Regions from separate parts of the Mus musculus genome. Here region 1 is linked to region 2. The links are chromatin contacts, found by Hi-C or POLR2A ChIA-PET in ENCODE. All regions are on one chromosome and are shown on one strand. The core of a region is the stretch at or near the end of the contact, and the rest is flanking DNA. Distances in the headings are between cores, read along the strand shown. Region 1 has its middle 7.2 kb from the start of Gm46569. Region 2 holds the start of Hunk (hormonally upregulated Neu-associated kinase).

Region 1 (5,390 bases), core at 1,102-3,601, 320 kb after region 2:
CCCGTGTTTTGGAAGTAAGAAAATCACATATAACCATTTCCACAGTAGACTGTGTCTTTGGGACGACCTGAATTGCTTTTTTTGAGCCATTGGCCACTCGAATCTGACTCAGGGGGAAATAAGCGAGCTCTCCTTGGCTTTGACGTGTGCGAGCTATTGCATCAACAGTTCCCAACACACTACACAGGGACAAACTAGAAGGGTCCCCTTCCATCTACCCACAGCAATGGAAGGAACCATACTCCACCTGGTTATCAGGCAGGAGATCTGCTCCCAATGTCTGGCTTCCGTACCATTCAGCCTCAAGCACACAGATTTGGAGAACAAACCACATTCCAACCATAGCCGTCACCCCTCTCCCATCTGTTAGGATGAGCGACTGTGCCAGCATATCTTGCCTCTTGTCCCCTCTTTGAGGTCCAACTGGACCTAGATCTGGGACCATGCTGTTTGAATTGGTATCCCTCCAAACACGTTATACCCACTTCTATCTTCTTCTACGGTTCTGTTAACTCCTTACTGGGCCCCTGAGGCATGGTCTTCCTCTCTTTGGTTCTACCATTCATTTGGCATAAGACTTTGGCCAGGGTAAGAAAATGTGAATAATTCAGTCACAAAAAAAGACATTCAAAGTATATAGTAAAAGTTTCAAGACCCATCCATGTGGGCTGGCGAGCTGGTTCAGTGGGTAAAGGTGCCTGCTGCCAAGCTTAACAACCTGAGTTCAACTCCTGGAATGCACATGGTGGAAGAAGACAACTGACCCCAGCTAGCTGTCCTGTGATCTCTACCTGGGTGCCATTGCATGTGTGTGTGAGCATGTGGCTCTTGTTCCAACTCCATCACTGGGTACAGGTCTACAGAATTCCAAAGGCAGCAGCCATGCCAGCCAAGGCTGGTGGCTGGATTGTCAGGAAGTGCCTTTCTCTGAGCCTTTCCAGGATTTGGGGGTTCTAGTCTATATCGTGGCAAGAGGGTTGGAGGTAGTATCTCATGTGTAACATGAGGTGAGCAGACACCACCTTCCAAAGGTCCCAAGACCTCTCCAAATAGCACCCCAGCGAGGGGACCAAGTATTGGCACACATGAGACCATGGGGGATGTTTCTAATCCAGACCTCCACAAGGACATGCTGGGAAGATGGCTAAGCCTGCAAAGACAGATGAGTTCCCTTTAGCCTCAGACTTAAAGCCTCTAGGACTTCAAGCAAACACGTGGCTGTTACCCAAGTCACATGGTCCATGACGTTTTCCTATGGCAGCCTAGCAGATGACGACAGCCAGCCACTTACCAGCTTGCTGTGCTTTTAGATGAGGCACCTGCCATGGGGCCAAAGGGGACCAACAGGGTGCTGCTAGCCTGAGTTCCCAGGGTGATGGCCCTGGAGTTCGTACTGAGGCTCTCTCCTCTCTCGACACTAGCCTCGGTGCTAGCCTTGTGCTGAGCTAAGAACCAGGCAGGCTGGGGTGCTCAGTGATGCTCTCTTAAATGTAACTGAGGATGAGGGCACACGTTCCATTTATAGCCAAATGCCAATGGGTTTGCTGCTTGTTCAAACCACTGGGACTTGAAGAGGGATGAAAGCAATGTCAGAAACACTTCATCTTGCTCCTTTTATGTCCAGTCCTAACAAGGCTAGAGATCTAAACCCAGTCTCTGCATAGAGCCCTTTGCTTCACTCTGTGTGCCCTTTAAGACATGGTTCTGACCCCAGCAAATTCCCAAGCCCTCTCTAACTCTTCCCATCTGTGTGATGTTTATTTAACCTTTGACTGGCAGCTGCTTCCACCTCGGAGTTTTGCAGTTCTCTAGAAAGAGAGGTCTGGGCTCTGGATGGCTCTCTCCCTCTCTAGTTTCTCTTACAGTCAAAGCATGTAGATCTTCCTTTGTTGGGAGCAGTCCCAGAGAATAGGAGGTTACAGGCATCAAGAAACTAGGAAAATAACAGAAAGAAAACAGTGGGCAGTGAATTTCAGTCTTCTTTAAACTAAGAAAGCTACCTTTTCTGCCTTGCTTTGGAGTGACCCCAAAGGAAACCCAAGATCACTTGCATCACTGTCGTTAAGACTCCCTGACTGACCAAGACTCCGAGGTTCACTGCAGACTCCAACCCTACCCTTGAGACACTGGACCTCCCATCTCTCTCATCCCTGATGGGGTCTCACTCACAGAGGCCTTCCTGTGACCCGGGGGTGGCTGCCTCTGTCTCCTCCAGCTTCCTCGGAGCTTCTGGGAGGAGCATCATGTCTAGATTGATGGGACAGATGTTGAACAAGTCTGGCTTCTCTCCCACTTGGCCTGACAGAGTACTGGGTGTCCTCCCTCCTCTTACCATAGTCTCAGGGCAAGAATCAAGAGTCCTGGGAGCAGCAGGGAAGGAGAAGGAAGGTCGGAAAGAAATGCCCGAGGACTGTCGTCATTTACCCCGCTGGGAGATGTCGATTCAGAGAATCACTGAGGGTGCTACATGGCCGGTTCAGCTCCGCCCTCCTTTCCTGCTCTCTCTGTATCCACATCATCCTTCTCTCCCACCCTCCCTCCCCTCATGATCATTAATCTTTGATGAGTCACTAGCTCTTCCCCATAAGAAACTGACATGGGCCCCTCCCCCGCCTGCCACCCAAAGCCCCGAAAGCTGGAGTTCAGGAAGTTCCAATCAGAACCCTGACCTCTACCCCTCCACACCCACAAATGGGATGTCTATCTCTCATCAGACCAGTCACACTGGAGAACAAACTGAACACCCCTCTCTTTATGACTTGCCACCTAACACAACGAAGCCAAGGCAAGAGGCTGCTATCACTGGTGTCTCTCCAGGTTCTCCTTACTGAAGGACAGACTGCTTTCACTGCCCACCCCCCTCTAGGCAGATGCTAGAAGCCTTTTTTGAGCCCTTGATCAGTGCTAGCAGGTGACTCCTAATCCCAATCCTTTCTCCAGGCTGTCACCAACATGGTTCCAAACTTAGTGGAAGCGCTTCGTTCGGTACAGATTCATGGTGAGCATCACGGCAAACTTAGAATCACTCAAGATCTTTGAATGACCGTGAGGCAGCCGTCCCCAGTGAAGGAACGGCTCCCTGACCTTCTCTGCTCCAGCAGAATAGTCTTGTTTCTGCCCCATCAAACGCCAACTGTCTTAGTTAGGGTTTTACTGCTGTGAGCAGACACCATGACCAAGGCAAGTCTTATAAAGGACATTTAATTGGGGCTGGCTTACAGGTTCAGAGGTTCAGTCCATTATCATCAAGGCAGGAGCAGGGCAGCATCCGGGCTAATATGGTGCAGGAGGAGCTGAGAGTTCAACAGCTTCACCTGAAGGCAGCTAGTGGAAGAGTCACTTCCGGGCAGCTAGGACTTGGATACTAGACCCACGCCCACATTAACACACCAACTCCAACAAGGCCACACCTCCTAATAGTGCCACTCCCTAGCCCAAGCATACACAAACCATCATACCAGCTCACCCTGGCCTGACAGATGCCTTCCTTCTCTCAACAGGGCTCCTCTCACCCAGAGCACGGCCTTGCAGATCATTCCCTCTCATCCTTTGTATGGTTTCTGGAGCTCTAACCCAGGTCACCAGACTCGCACAGCCAAAAGTGCCTCTACCCCCAGAACCATCTCCCTGGACTTTGAGCTCATTTTTTTTTTAACCTTGTCAGGAAAGTAAAATATATTCTCTTTATCTTTTAGAAAAGCTCAAAAATTCTTGTCTCTGTTAATTTGGATTTCTAGCTCCTTTTAACTCAAAATACTTTCCTACATGGATGGGAAGAGATACCATTTGACTTTGAGGCCTTAAGAACTGTGAAAGTCCTACAAGCTTTCCTGCTGGCAAGCCGGTAGTGTCAGATCTCCCATGGCTTACCGGTATAGTTCATGGCTTCCTCTCTCTGGACTCAACAATGGCTATTTCTGTACTTGGTGAGGGTAACCTCTACTCAGGCTGATCTCTTCTGTGCTCAGCAGAACTAAAAAAGAGGGTTCCTCAGAACCTATCCCAATGTGTGCATACTGAGGCACTCACTCCCAGGGGCACCATAGAGATGGTGCCCCAGCATGTCCTAGCACTCAAATCAGACACTGATAGCTCATGAGGGGCATTGGAAGGAAGCAAAACATCAGCCCCCTTTATATGTGGTCTATGGTATTTCCTCCATGATTTTCTCATTGCACTGAGAAGGCACAGGTACTTGGAATAGAGGAAGTTCCAGCTATACAGCTGTCTCCTGGGGTTTAGTACAGGCTGCCTTCTTTCCCCTTCTTATCACCCCCTCCAGACCTCCCCCCGTGTAAGACGAGAATTCCCAGGATTCTTTACTGGAATATTTTCCCAGACTCCACTTCCAACAGCTGTTTTTATCTTGACAGCTAGCTGGCCTTTGTCTCTAGGGCTGGACAGCATCAGACCTGACACTCACTACAGTCTGAGGGCTGCCCTTAGCACAGACTCCTCCAGGGTCGTGGGGAGAGGGAAAAGAGCCAGCAGACCACCCATCACCACCATCATACAGCAAGCTCAATGGCACCCCCTCCAAGGGGACCTTTGCAAGCCACTTGCTCCCCTGACTTCCATTTGTGACCATCAGAAGACAGACAAGCTGTTTGATGAACCCCAAACCTTCCTAATAACATCTCCCCAGAAGTGCTCATTCAAGAACCTTGAATTCCCATGACTTACTGATTGGTTCAAACAAACAAATAAATAGAGAGTCTGTCTTTCATAGAATTGTTAACATCATTTTGAAAAGAAAATAACAAATCCTAATAGAAATAAGTTGCCTTATAACTGCTCTCTCTCTCTCTCTCTCTATTTCTCTCTCTCTCTCTCTCTCTCTCTCTCTCTCTCTCTCTCTCTCTCACACACACACACACACACACACACACACACCTTCAGTAATCAATCCAACAAACTGGCTTCATTTCTTCTAACTGTTGCAACGTGACAAGTAAGAAAACTTGGCAGGGAGTTTGGAGCCGTCGCTTAGGGTCCTGTCTGAAGGACAATTAGGAGCACGTGTCTCCTTTGCCTTTTATTGTGTGTCCATCCCACCAGCAAACCATAAACAAAACCAGAGTGAGCAATGGCGGGACGCCTCCAAACCCACGCAACCCGACCGTCCGTGTATACTCCAGCATGAGCATGCATCCTCACTCGTGGCAGGAATGGTTTGAGAGGAGCCAGAAGCCTGATGCTGGGAGTTCAGTTTGTAGAACTGTACGATACTATGAAATGCCACTGCGGCCCGCGGACAGCTAGGGTATATTGGGTGAGACGGAGAACTGTCCATAACGCAGTACAGAAAATGCAGCCAGCTGCCTTTTCTAATTGTCTGTAAATAAAGCGCATGGGCAACTGTGGAAGGATGCTCACCCAATACTCTTAGT
Region 2 (5,403 bases), core at 1,455-3,954:
CTTCTAATGGAACACATATGTTGGGTGAAAACCACCCAGAAGCAGCAGTTGGAAACTCTCTCTCTCTCTCTCTCTCTCTCTCTCTCTCTCTCTCTCTCTCTGATGTGATGTGATGTGCATCTGAGTGCAGGTGCCTTTGGAGACTAGAAAAGAGCCTTTGATCCCCTGAGCCTGGAGTTACAGGCCATTGCAAGCAAATTAATATAAATTCTGGGAATTGAACTCTGGTCCTCTGGAAGAGCTGTGTATGCTCTTAACCATTGAGCCATCTCTCTATTCCAAAGACAGATAACCTGTAACGCCTAGAGGAACCCTACAAGCTTGCAGGGGGTGGGTTGGGGGTTAGTAGAGGCTCTTCAATGGCAGGTGACTGGTCCTCTGCCCTGTACTTCTAGAATTCCTCCTGGGAGAGTGATCCAGTATCTCGTGTGCTTATTCGTCTTATGAAATGAAGCTCTGGCCTTATTGAGCAAGGCCACTTTAGACAGTAGAAACTGTAATTCAAAAACCAGTTACTAAGCTCAGGCAGGGGTAGGATTTGAACTTCTCTTTCCCTTTGGCATCCATCCCAGCCAATAGAATCAGCAGTGTGCTTGGACCAGACCCAGATAGCAGGAGGCTTGAAGATTTAAGGGGCCTGTGTTTTCTCTCTTCTTCACCCATTTCCTGACCTCTACCCTGGGAGGGTATAATCAAAACATTAAGAGGAAAGAAAGTCACTATTTTATCATAAGTGACTTCCACTACTTATGAAGCACCGTCCCCTGCCTTCCCCCCACCCTCCCCCTCCTCCCCCTTAAACGATGAGTACTCTCTGGGATTTGCCTTAAATTGCAACAAATGAATCTCTAAATTTTCACAAAGAGCTAATTTCCTAAAATTTAATTAATGCAATATTGGGAAACTTTAAATCCTTTCCTGAAGGAAATGGGCTTCACCCCCAAAATGGGCTTTATTCTCCCCACACTTTGAACCTAGCATCTTCTCCCTCTCCCCACTTCCTGCCTTTAAAAAATTCAATTACTGAATTAGAAACGTGAAAATGTTTGGATGAGCCCTGCAGAAACTGTAGGAGCTAAGGCGTCCCTCAAGTACAGCAAGAAAGCAGTGGAAAGCTTGTCTTTAACGTAGGAAATCCAGAGCAATGAGACCCCAACCCAAGACAAGACTAGACTCGGTCATAATAGCAAGGGTGGAGACTCACAGCTTATGCGTGGTTCAAACCAACAGATGCCTGAACTTGAAAAACGGTCATTTTGGGGGTTACTTTCTAGATAGGCCAGGAAAGGGATCTTCCCCGCCCCAAGACTGGATGGGTGACAGCTGTGTCCCCTCCCCCACCTCAGAGCATAAATGTGGATCGATGATGTCATAACTGTTTACTGCGGGGTAAACAATGAAATGAACTTTGTTAGGACCGAATCCTCCCTTTGAGCTCAGATGATGTGTGATCAGAGGTTAAATTTGCATTAGACGCGGGCACCTCAACAGGTCGCATTTTGGAAAGCCCTCTCCGCATCCTTTTTGTGTGTGTGTGTCTCTCATTTCGCTTCAGGAATATATTGGGGATCCTGGAGAATAATGGGTAGGTGTCTCAGGCTGTTTATGTTTATTGTTTAGGTGAAATCAGTGCACTCACAGAGCCCGCAGAATAAAAGCATTCAGGAGCAGTGAGGCTCCGGTCCGGTCCGGTCCGGCTCACCCTGCAATACATCATCTCTAAGGAAAGCAGAGAGGGGGCAAACGAACGCGCACAAGCAGCAAACGCCCTGGTTCCTACGCTGCCGCCACTACTGTTAGCTGTGGCGGCTGCTTCTCCACGGACAACAGCAATCGAGTATGTGTGCGAGCCCCGACACATAGCCTGCTAGGTACCCACCCACCCATCTTCCATAGTCCCTACTGTGTGCCAGGTTCTGGGTTGGGTATCCAACTCTGCTACAGTCCAAAGCTTCTCTTTCTCTTTCCCCTGCCTATGGTGGGTGCTGTTGGTGAGGACATTCACTCTCGAAAGGGCCAGAAAGCTCAAGCTCAGAACCTGCGCGATCCGCACCCCGGGAGGCAGCAGGTCTTGGGCAGCCCAGGAGCGCGCGTCTACGCGGCCGCGCGGGGTCCCCCTGTCTGGCGCTCAGGTGGCTTCGCCGCCCACTCCGCCGCTCCCTTCCCCTCCCCTCTCCAGCGAGGGTCGAGTTCGGCTGTTGCGCGCGGGGAAGGAAGGAGGGGCTACGAGGGATTTGAAAGTGCTCAAGCTGCGGAGTGGAGCTCGCTTCTGTCCCCGCCGCCCGCGAGCGGATTAAATTTCTGCAAATTCAAACTGAATGGGGCTTTCTTCTGCTGCCTTCCAGAGGGCGCCTGCAGCCCGCCGCGCGCTCCTCTCCGGCGGGAGCGGCCCCGGGGAGCACCGCTGAGGACCCGGCGGGCCAGAGGGCGGCGGCGCCCGGGCTTGGGGGACTCCGCCACCGGACTGTGCCCCTCTCGGACCAGCAGCCGCTGTTCCCTCTCACAGCCGATCGGGGCACCAGACGGGACCGCGGGCGCGATCTGGGCGATCGATCCTCGGAGGACGAACTTCTCGGGGGCGGGTCCCCGGTCGCCCGGTCGCCAGCTATTGTCTGCGCGCGGCGCTAGCACAGAGGCGCGGGGGGCGTGAGCACAGAGACCCGGGCCGGGCGGGGCCGGGTCCAGGGCGGCGGCAGGAGGAGCCAGGGCAGCCCCGGGAGCCGGAGGAGGAGCGGCTGCGAGCGCGGGAGCCGAGCGAGCGCGATGCCGGCAGCGGCGGGGGACGGGCTCTTGGGCGAGCCGGCGGCACCGGGGGGCGATGGAGGCGCGGAGGACACGACCAGGCCGGCGGCGGCCTGCGAGGGAAGTTTCCTGCCCGCCTGGGTGAGCGGCGTGTCCCGCGAGCGGCTCCGGGACTTCCAGCACCACAAGCGCGTGGGCAACTACCTCATCGGCAGCAGGAAGCTGGGAGAGGGCTCCTTCGCCAAGGTGCGCGAGGGGCTGCACGTGCTGACGGGAGAAAAGGTGAGCTGGGGTGCGCGGGCCTGGCGGGAGGACCCGGGAGCACTGTCCCGCGAGCACTCAGCCTGGCTCTCCAACCCAGTGTGGCTAGACGCACGCTCAGGCTCTCCTAGTGGGCCACCGGGCACCTACTGATGGATGATGGTGGTGATGGGCTCACGTTCGTGGGGTGGGGTACCCGGGCAGATAGATGTACCCGCGAAGCTACCCCGCACCGTCTTTCTGTTTTGTTTTGGAAGGGTGCCGCCTGGCGGACGCCAGGGAAGGGAGGGGAGAGGTGGCGGTGGAGGGTCCTGCGGTAGGGGCATGGATCAGTGCAGAGGCGGGAACTAGATCCAGGCTGGGGTTCAGCTTTGCCTGTGGAATGTGCGGCGGCGGGAGAGCAAGGCAGCCAGTCTGAGGTTGCTTAGAGTTTCATCCCTCCTGGGCTCAGGCGAGGACGTGGAGGGGAGTTGGGGCCCTGTAAGCTCCCCTCTCCCCCCGTGTGGGCTGGGGCAACTGTTGGAGTAACGATCCTGCTTTTGGCAGGTGCAGAACTACACAGGCCCTGGACTCTAGAAGTTTGCAGATACCTTTTCATCTTTCTAGAAGACAGTAAAGGAAAGGGGCCCCTCCCCCACACCCGGAGGGACTCTACTTCGACCTAATTAGAAGTGAGAGAGTGAACTCTTGCCAGGCCGGGTGCGGGCAGATCTCAGGTGTTAACTTAGATTTGTGAAAAGAAACCCAAGAAGCTGACTTACTTTTGAGGCTGGGTGGCCTCAGGCAGGGAATTGCTCTGGGCTGCCAAACTGGTATCTTTGTAGGGACCCAATACTCTAATCACCCAGGCTGGGGGTTGTCCGCGCGGGCGGAGGAGGGGAACTCAGCCGGTCCTAGCAGCAAATAGCCCAAGGGCCAAGCCCTCGGGCCTGCTGCTCTGGGTTTCCTTGCCCAGCCTAGGGGTTTGTGACAGTGATGAACTGTGAGAAGTCTGGTGACAGGCCAGGGCCACCACACTAGTCATTTTCTAGCCTCTGGATACCTTTGATTTCCTCTTGGTTTCTGTTGTCCTGGAAACCCCTACATTTGAGCACTGGGTTCCATCACCCTTTGACTTTATCTTCTTTTTCTGTAGCCATTCCAAGTGGGGTGCCCCTTTATACTGGGTAAGCAGGGTTAGACCGAGCAGTCATTTTCAAGTGTCTCTTGCCCGAATTTCCAAGCAAAAAAAAAAAAAAAAAAAAAAAAAACACCCACAAAAAACAAAAAAACAAAAACAAAAACAAAAAACAAACAAACAAAAAAAACCCAGCATTCAGTATGAACTCACATTAGCTCTTCAAAGGAGAAACTCTTTAGACCCGTCCTAGTTGTTCTCAGTGGAGTAAGGGAATATTTATTTACTTTTTGGTGCGCAGTGGGCTGTCTGCCGGACACACATCAGTGATGCAGACTGATTTCAGGGAGCTCATTTCTGTTCTGGCAGGGAGAGGCGAAGGACTTTGCTCTCAAAATCTAGAGGATTTAGTCTGGCTATGCACATCACCTCTCTAAAGAGATCAGAACTTCTTAGAGCTTTTTGCCATGTTGGGCTGGACCTCAGCTCCTCACTAGGGCAGTTTTGCCCCATGGGATAATACTTTTGTCCTTGGCTGCACTGCCTGGGGTATTCAGGGTTCAGCCCTGATTCAGTTCTGGACTCCTGTGTTAGCTCCTGCCTAGCAGGAATAAATACAGGGAGGTTTCTGCCCAACTGGGGTCTAGATGAAGGGTCTCATTTCCTCCTGTCTTTATGATGGCTCAATTCATCTTTGCATTGAGAGGAGGATTGTTGAATATAAGGTTTTTTCCCCCTGGACCAGTTGATCAGATCTAGTTAAAGACCATAGTTGTCAATGCAGAGGCCAGGGATGCAAACCTTGGTCATTCCTGCAATGCTTTTCTTTAACCAGGAGGGACCTTTCTCTGGGGACAACAGAGTATCAGGGAGGGACCTGGATATTAGCTCCTTCAACGGTGAGCTTTAAAGAAACAGTGGTGCTATTCATAGCTTTTATCTCCCTAACCCTACACCTTTAATGCTTAACTAATAGATGTGGGTTTTAGCTGATTATAGAGATGAGAAGGAGAGGGGGAGGGGAGAGGGCTAGGGGGAGAGGGAGAACATTTGGTGAGTTTCTGAGTCCCAGGCCCTCCTTTCTTTTGGGTTTTGCTTTATTAAGCAAAGCTAGAGGAAAAGCGGAGGCTACCTCAAGCTATTTGCAAACTAAACTGCAGGCCAAGGGGCTTCACTTCAGGAAAGGCAGATTCTGTGAAAGCTTGCTTCCAGGCTCCCAGCCTCCCCGCCTATCACAACTTTCTTAGGGTGCGTAGGTTTAGTTAAAGGCTTCCTTTTCTTCT

Evidence for each region. Hi-C counts contacts between places; a loop is a spot of excess contacts on that map. ChIA-PET counts read pairs that join two places held with the same protein, here RNA polymerase II (POLR2A).
Region 1: a loop to region 2 is called in a map of T-helper 1 cell, with 2.2 times the contacts of the local background. The contact joins the enhancer-like site here to the promoter of Hunk in region 2. A Hi-C loop is called at or near these places in 19 of 37 maps with a recorded cell type or tissue (Patski, T-helper 1 cell, T-helper 17 cell and 5 more). POLR2A ChIA-PET finds 5 or more read pairs at or near these places in 1 of 5 experiments (Patski).

What each region holds. Positions count from the first base shown.
Region 1 is chr16:90,702,125-90,707,514 of GRCm38, forward strand. No RefSeq gene overlaps it. Among named protein-coding and RNA genes, the nearest start is that of Gm46569, 7.2 kb to the right of the region's middle. Within about 2 kb of position 2,352, at least 1 of the 3 ENCODE cell types and tissues checked has a DNase peak (open chromatin) inside an H3K27ac peak, as active enhancers do; it is heart, where a contact is called at or near this core.
Region 2 is chr16:90,383,693-90,389,095 of GRCm38, forward strand. Hunk (hormonally upregulated Neu-associated kinase) reads left to right here and starts at 2,705. Exons shown (of 11, transcript NM_015755.2): 1 at 2,705-3,024. The coding sequence starts at 2,764.